Regions from separate parts of the Homo sapiens genome. Here region 2 is linked to region 1. Evidence: chromatin contacts called from ENCODE Hi-C or POLR2A ChIA-PET data. All regions are on one chromosome and are shown on one strand. The core of a region is the stretch at or near the end of the contact, and the rest is flanking DNA. Distances in the headings are between cores, read along the strand shown. Region 1 overlaps UTRN (utrophin). Region 2 overlaps UTRN (utrophin).

Region 1 (4,002 bases), core at 801-3,300:
TTTTGTTCCTTGGTCACCTACAGTCACAATCTCTACCTCAGAAAACTTGTGCCACTGCCTGTCTTCTGGCTGGCTCTCCACAGGTGAGTGTGCTGACGTCCCCAAGCCCTGAAGGTTGTTTACTGTCATTCAGCTTGCCCGTGGCGATGTCGGAGTCTGGATTGAAGTTCCCACCATATCAGGATCACCCTCCATGAGGCAACACTTTCCCTACCTACAACCTGTCTTCCACTGGCCACCACCTGCCGCAGCCCAGCAGACACACCTGTAGGCATCTCAGCCCTGATCACAGCATCTGTGTGCTTCCTCTTGCAAATGCCCACATGCAAATCTGAGGATGTTGGCCACTCAGAAGATGTGGGTATTAACATGTGTGAGTCATCTGTAGATCCTGCCGCAGCTGGTACCACACAAAGATAGTCCTGTCTAAACTATGGGCACACCCACCCACTCTCATGTGTCCTATCTCTACTTGGGAATGAGACATAATCATCTACTTGTGACAACTTAGAGCCAAGAGTGAGGAGACAATGAAGAATATAGGTGTTCATTAGACAGAACTGATGCTGAGGAACTGACCAGAGGTATTTCAAATCAGCTCCAGGGTTTCCAAGATGATATAAAGACAGTTCCAGGATGATATTAAGAGGTGGTCAGGTAAGAACTAGAGAATTCAAGTCACAATTATCACTTGAGAGTTTATTTATGAGCCACGAGATTCAGCAGTGGGTTCACAGTGCCAGAGTTCCTGGAAAGAGCATTTGAGAGAGCCAGGCAGCTGATAGGTTTAAGCAGTGCCTACTCTGTTCCATGCAGTACAGCAGTGAAAGAGCCGGTTCCCAGGCCAGGCAAGGCAAGTGCTATAGATGGAGAGTTGAGGGACCTGCCATATCATTGCCTCAGGAATCGGGTTCAACTACGGAGGCAGGTCAGAGCATGCCAAAAAGGGGAAAGGAGAAGTCAGAGGCTGAGGAAACAGGTGGGAGTGAGTGCTGCAGAGGCAAGACAGGCACAAACAACCTGTTATTAAAATGCTCTACAGAGTTGCAAAGGAGCGGGTGGCAGATGGGAGGAGGGAACTCAGAAACAATGTCAGAAGGTACAAAGGAGAAAGGGCGATCCAGAAATAAGACAAGAACAAAGCTGGGCTCTCTTATTCCAGGACAGTGGTCAACAAGCCATTCCTGAGTTTGCAAGTCAGGACCACTTATGTGCCATTTCACATTAAACTTCACTTTCCATGAAATTTTTCTCTGCCAGAGAATGTCCAGTAGTAAATCTGTCTATCTATAAAAGTATAAATAAATTAAACATGGCAAAGTTGGTTTTAAATAAGGAATGTTAGACTACCGTAACTTTCTGGAGGTTGTCAATGAACTATAGTACTGGAACTACGGATGTTCCTACTTGATCATCAGGATATAATTTGGTCTGTATTCACTTTTAGAGATCTCTGAACTTCAAAGTTCGTTCAATTTATTTTCACTGATGCCTTCAAAATTCTTAAAAGTTAAGTTGTGTCAATATTTCAACTCTCACTTGAAAAATGAGGTTATTGAGGTTTCAGGACACAAAGTAAAACACCAAATTCGTGCTGTGAGTGGATTTAAACCTCAGGGCCAGCTCCCAGCTATTGAGCCGTTCCTTCAGCCATAGCATGCATCTTGCAAAGCAGCTCCCTGGCTTTCGAGAGCATTGCCTGAACCAACATGAAGCCTAGAGATGTCAAAGTTATGTTTATGAAAGTAAATGATACTATGCAATACCTCCTGTCTTCCTCAGTCATAGCCAAACAGCAAATGAAGCCAAGAGGAAATACATGTTCCTCAATAGCAGTAAGGTTCCAGGTATCAGGTGGCGGCAGCAGCTGCTGAAAGCCTGTTCCACTTCACCCCTCCCCTAGAACCCCAAACTCGGGCACAAACCCACGCCTCAAACTCTTGAGGCTGCCCGGATTATGAGTCTTTCGGCGACAGATGACAGAGTGACGCAACACTACCACTCCCGGGGGCGCTAAAATCATAGCCTTGACGGAACAGGAAGGTGGTTACTCTTCACAGAAGCTACTAATCTGCTGCCCCCACCCTGCCTCACCACCCCCACCCCCCCCAAACACACACCGGAAAGAGGGAGGAGGAAAAGGAAATGAAAGCAAGTGACTCTAGGGTCTGGATTTCATATGCAAGAATAGCCAGCAACAGGTGCAGCATTCCGGTGAAATTAAGACACTCAAAGCACCATTTGCCTCCACAGCATAAAGAGCCCAGGCACAGAAACCCAACATTAGGCAATGATGTCAGAAGTGCAAATCATCATCATTCTCTAGCCAGCAGCAATTTTGTAGGGAAAAAAATAAAAGGGCATTTGTCTGTTGATACATAATTTCTTTTAATTTAGGAGTCCTCTCTTAAAATAGTTTGAAAATAATCTTAGCATCGATCATCAATGTACTTTTTTAATACCTAGTGACTATCACAGTGCCTAGCACATAGTAGGTGGGTGGATAAATATTTACTGAACGAATGAATAAAATGAGATATTTACTGAACGAATGAATAAAATGAGAGGTAAACAAAAAATTTTCTTCACAAATAAAGATAACCAAAATCTACACTAGTATATAAGTGTATCTTTTTCCCCATTTCTCCAAGAACAGAACAAAAGGTTGGAATCAGTAGCCAAGGACACTGGCTTCATCATGTTGTTGATGAACACATCAGGAGATGCAAACCGTCCACCCCTGGCTGAAACTGAGAAGCCCGATCTGCCACCCCTTGGGTGATCTATGCAGGGAATTCTCATCTGCAGAAGATCCAATGGGAAAAACAATCACAATCATTTAAGCAATCCACCTTTAGATTTTCCTTTCTTTCAATGTGCCATTTCACATAACATTTTTTTTACCTGGCATTATAAGAGAATTTACAAGATAAGTGTTGCTGTATGATCTTCTTCAACATGACAGAAATCATCAACTCATAATATGTTATGGAAAATGTCTTATACTGTGTGTGACATGCTATATGAAAAATCTGAATGTGAATAAGACGGTATAGAAATGAAGCTATTTTATGGGCTCTAAAAACTGACAGAATCAGTAGAGAACAAAGAGCAATAAAAATGAGCCCATCAATGGGAGAAGGTCTGTTATGGGAAGACTGTATTGAATTAAAAGGTTAATATCAGGCTGAGCTCAGTGGCTCATACCTGTAATCCCAGCACTTTGGGAGGCCGAGGTGGGTGGATCACCTGAGGTCAGGAGTTCGAGACAGGCCTGGCCAACATGACAAAACCCCATCTCTACTAAAAATACAAATACGAAAATTAGCCACGTGTGGTGGTGGGAGCCTGTAATCCCAGCTACTTGGGAGACTAAGGCAGGAGAATTGGCTGGAATCCGGGAAGTGGAGGTTGCAGTGAGCCAAGATCGCACCACTGCACTCCAGCCTGAGTGACAGAATGAGACTCCATCTCAAATAAATAAATAAATAAATAAATAAATAAATAAATAAATAAATAAAAGGTTAATATCAGCATGAGAACATTACTGATTACGTAAGTTGAAAGGTTTCAGTAAGTTAAAAATAATGATATTAATTATAAGAATAAAGTGTTCAAAGCACAGATAAGAGTAAATCACCAAAATTATCAGGTTTTAGAGAACTGAGAATATACATAAAAAATAGTGTCATAAATAACTTTACAAAATTACTATTAAAAACGGTTTGACTTAATGATACTCTTTGTTCAATTTTTTTAATCTATGAATTTTTCTTGTGTTTGTAACTTAAGTATTCTGAGTAGGAGTTCTCTCTTCCCTATATATTCAATTTAAAGAATCCTTAGATTTTTTCAAGTTAACTTCCAAAGATCCAAAATACTCCCACTTTGTTTTACTTTGAGGTAATACCCAAAGGTCTTGACTAGGGTTCTTAATGGAGATCCTAAGTGGCTAGTTAAGAATTACCTCAAATTTCAAAGAATAAACAGGAATAGCAAGTC
Region 2 (4,164 bases), core at 1,226-3,725, 43 kb before region 1:
TTATTGTCTGGACATTAAATAATTTTTTACCAATATCTCCCACTCTGTTATTATGCATTCCTAATGCTGATTTCCATTCTTAATTTTATAAGCATTTCAATAACAATCATACTTAGAATTAAAATTTTGAACATATACATGACATTTATTTATTCATTCTTCATTCATTCAGAGAATAAATTCTTAAAAATGAAAGTCAAATACACATTCCAGTAGGCTTCCACAGAATAGAACACTCCCTGCCTGAAAAATTCTTCTCATCTTCCCAGATTCCATTTCTTCCTTCTCCTCCACTCCTCCACAGCAGATCCTCTACAAGTTAGATTTCCTAAAGGATCAGTCTTGGACCTCTTCACACTTTTACTAAGTGGTCACGCATCTACTCACTCCACAGCATCTATGTGCAAAACTCCTAATGTCTTATTTCCAGCCCAAACCTTTCTTCTCAATTACAAAATCATGTGTGGTGGTTTTAAAATACATTCAGAAATTATTTGGTGGCTGTCTATTCAAGCGGGGGGCTTAATTCCCCACCCACTGAGTATGGGCTGAAATTGGTGACTCACTTCTACTGAATAGAATATGGCAGAAGTGATGAGTCGGACTTTTGAGACTAAAAGTATTACAGCTTCCCCTTTGCATTCTTTCATATCTCTCTCACTCTAAGAGAAGCTCACAGCCATGTCATGAAGACACTCAAGCACCCTAGAGAGAGGCCCACGTGGCGAGAAACTGTGGCCTTCGACCGAGAACCAGCAGGGAACTGAGACCTTCTGCCAAAAGCCATGTACATAAGCCATCTTGGAATCAGATCCTCTAGCCTCGGTCAAGCTTCAGATGATGGCAACCCTGGCCAGCATCTTGAGTGCAATCTCATGACAGACCCTGGACTGGAATCACCTAGCTAAACCACTTCAAAATTCCTGGCCAAGGAAACTGCATGAGATAATAAATATTTGCTGTTTTAAAGCACCAATGTTGGGGTGACTTGTTACAGAGCAATAGATAACTAATATAGATTTGCTGCTAAGTTTCATAATAATTTATTATGCAGCAAGAGATAAACACATACTATGTAACTAACCACCTACTTGACATCTCCACTGAGATAGCTCACAGACTCATTTCAACCTTAACCCATCAAAAAACTGAACTGTTGCTTCTCTCTCAAATCTATTCTGCCTCTAGTCTTTCCCAACTACGGAAAAGCACTTTCATCCATTCACTGGTTCATGCCAGGATGCTGAAATGAATCCTTTCTTCTAATACCACAATCTAACCCTTCTATCAACTTTTGTTGGTTCTAATTCCTAAATACAGCTTGAGTCCATCCACATCTCTTCAGTTCCACTGTCAACCCCCAGTCCAAGCTACTGTCATCTCTTGCCTCCAGCCTAAAGCCAATAACCTTCTGACACTGTCTCCTAAATTCTCTTCTTATTCCTTCTAATCAACTCTCTGAACTTTGGAACAACTAAATTAACATGGTTCATATGGCCCTGAATCATCTGACCACTCCTATGCCAAGCCTTGTCTTGAAACACTCACCCTCCTCAGTTTGCTCCAGCACACTGACCTTCATGTTACTCTGACAAACCCAGCCCTTTCCTGCCTCGGGATATTGGTTCATGCTGCTATGCCTGCCTCCTTCACCCTGTTCTCAACCTGCTTAATTCAGACGAACATTGCAGGTTTAATTTTAAACATCTTCTCTTCAGAGCGGACTTCTGGACGACTCCTCCAGTCTCTAAAGGCAACCTGTTTTCCTTCCTTGTGCACCCAGTACTTATCTTAATTTGATTACATATTGTTTTGGGTAAGCCCAAGAGGGCAAGAAATGTCAACTTTGATCTCTATAGTATATGCAGTTCCCAATACAGGTTGTCAATTTAAAAAATATTGAATAAGCTTATTGAAAGTGTTTATTAAGTCTAAACACAGAGTGTATTCAATCTAGACCTCTAACTTGTCCATTTCAATAGAAAGAACATGAATCTGTTATATGTATTGCCTTTTCAACCTTCTGCAAAATTGCAAGACCATCATCATCAAGATGATCCACTGACTGTTTTTCTCATCTTTTCCACATGTTTAAGGATCCTTTAATTCTTGGCAAAGATGAAAATTGACTTCTAGAAACATTAAAAAGAAGAAAAGCTGGTATAATAATAGTCCCTAAAGGCAGACCACAAAAGCAATTCTAAAGTTCATTAGAAAATTAAATTGGCCCCTGATTGATCTAAATGGGAACATTTTATCCTAGTGTTTAGAGTTGTGATGAGTAATCATTTCCCTTTCCAAAGCTCAGTGTTTTATAAAAACAGGGTTGATCATGACTCTCTGCAAGATTATTTTTTGGTGAAGAAATCAGAGACTCACTGATGGAAGAACCAAGAAATACTAATAAGGGCATGCTGAAGCACAGTGTAAATCAACAGTGCCCTGTCTTTTAACTTCCAGTAAATAAGACACTGACTTGTAACCAGAGACAGAGTAGGTCTGGGAGCCAGCCGACTCTGTGGGTTCTGAGGCAGAGCCACACACAGGGAGCAGCCCCACAACAGTGTTCACAGTGACTATACAGAAAAGAAACTGTTAATAATGGCACTCCGGTAGAAAAAATAGCAACAATCCATGCCTCACTCTTGCCACCTGCATTCATACACACAGACTCTCAGGCTAGCATCAAGGCTCTGAATTCAAAGATCATATAGGGTTATGTATATATATGTAATCACTCCAAACTTTGATAAGTGGCACAGATTTTAACTTAATAGATTTATGGGAAATACATGGTGATAGAATATGATAAACTCAACTCTGTAACAAGCACATGTATATTCCTGCACACAGAAAGAAATGTTACTTGGTACAGGCCGGGCACCGTGGCTCACACCTGTAATCCCAGCACTTTGGGAGGCTGAGGCAGGTAGATCACTTGAGGCCAGGAGGTCAAGACCAGCCTGGCCAACATGATGAAACCCTTTCTCTATTGAAATACAAAAATTAGCCAGGTGTGGTGGTGCACGCTTGTAATCTCAGCTACTGGGGAGGCTGAGGCACGAGAATCACTTGAACCCAGAAGGTAGAGGTTGCAGTGAGCTGAGATCACACCATTGCACTCCAGCCTGGGTGACAGAGCAAGACTCTGTCCCAAAAACAAACAAACAAAAAAAGAAGTGACTTGGTATAGAAAAATATATAATAGTCACAGATTTGAAATACTATAGCTTTGGTCACTCCATTTATTGTGACAAACAGGGTGCATATTTTTCTAATCTGTAGCTTAGAGCACAGTATTATTAATATACTGTACTATTAACTATGATTTATTCATTTCTATAAACCAAGTAATAAAGTTAGACCATTTTTACTTTGGTAAATTCTTCAGTTCTCTAGAAGTGAAATCTTGGTAAAAGAATTTAACCACAGGCACCTATAGCAATTTTATACATAATTCTTTAATTTGCAAATTACCAGTAGTAACTAAACTATTTTTTTCTAAGCAATAAAAAGTAAAGAACATAATGCTATAAATGTTTAGGATACAATAATCATTCTAGAAAAATTCTAGAAATCTTTCTAGAAAAATTCAAATCAGAATGACACTGGGAAGCCTGGGCATGGTAGCTCACACCTATAATCCCAGCACTTTGGGAGGCCGAGGAGGGCGGATTGCTTGAGTCCAGGAGTTCAAGATCAGCCTGGGCAACATAGTGAGGCCTCTGTCTCTACAAAAAACTTTTTTTTTTTTTTTGAGACAGAGTGTCGCTCTGTCACCAGGCTGGAGTGCAGTGGCATGATCTCAGTTCACTGCAACTCACGCCTCCCGAGTTCAAGCGATTCTCCTGCCTCAGCCTCCTGAGTAGCTGGGATTACAGGCACACGCCACCACACCCAGCTAATTGTTATATTTTTAGTAGACACCAGGTTTCACCATGTTGGCCAGGCTGGTATCGAACTCCTGACCTCGTGATCTACCCACCTCGGCCTCCCAAAGTGCTGGGATTACAGGCGTGAGCCACCCGGCCCGACCCAAAAAACTTTTTTAAAAAAAGCAACTGGGAATAGTGGTGCACACCTGTAGTCCCAGCTACTTGGGAGGATGAGGTGGGAGGACTGCCTGAGTCCCAGAGTTCAAGACTGCAGGAAGCTGTGATCGTG

The links. A loop is a pair of places that touch in the nucleus more often than their neighbours do. ChIA-PET counts read pairs that join two places held with the same protein, here RNA polymerase II (POLR2A). Pooled maps may share reads with other maps.
Region 2: a pooled map shows a loop between it and region 1 (1.9-fold over the local background). The contact joins two enhancer-like sites. A Hi-C loop is called at or near these places in 6 of 168 maps with a recorded cell type or tissue (CD8-positive, alpha-beta T cell, PC-9, heart left ventricle and 3 more) and 3 of 50 pooled maps. POLR2A ChIA-PET finds 5 or more read pairs at or near these places in 8 of 52 experiments (B cell, CD4-positive, alpha-beta T cell, PC-9 and 5 more).

Annotation. Positions count from the first base shown.
Region 1 is chr6:144,332,424-144,336,425 of GRCh38, reverse strand. All of the region lies in intron 2 of UTRN (utrophin), which reads right to left. Among named protein-coding and RNA genes, the nearest start is that of UTRN, 49 kb to the right of the region's middle. Within about 2 kb of position 2,050, at least 15 of the 41 ENCODE cell types and tissues checked have a DNase peak (open chromatin) inside an H3K27ac peak, as active enhancers do.
Region 2 is chr6:144,376,047-144,380,210 of GRCh38, reverse strand. The region is part of intron 2 of UTRN (utrophin); the gene reads right to left. Among named protein-coding and RNA genes, the nearest start is that of SNORA98, 28 kb to the left of the region's middle. Within about 2 kb of position 2,475, at least 4 of the 41 ENCODE cell types and tissues checked have a DNase peak (open chromatin) inside an H3K27ac peak, as active enhancers do.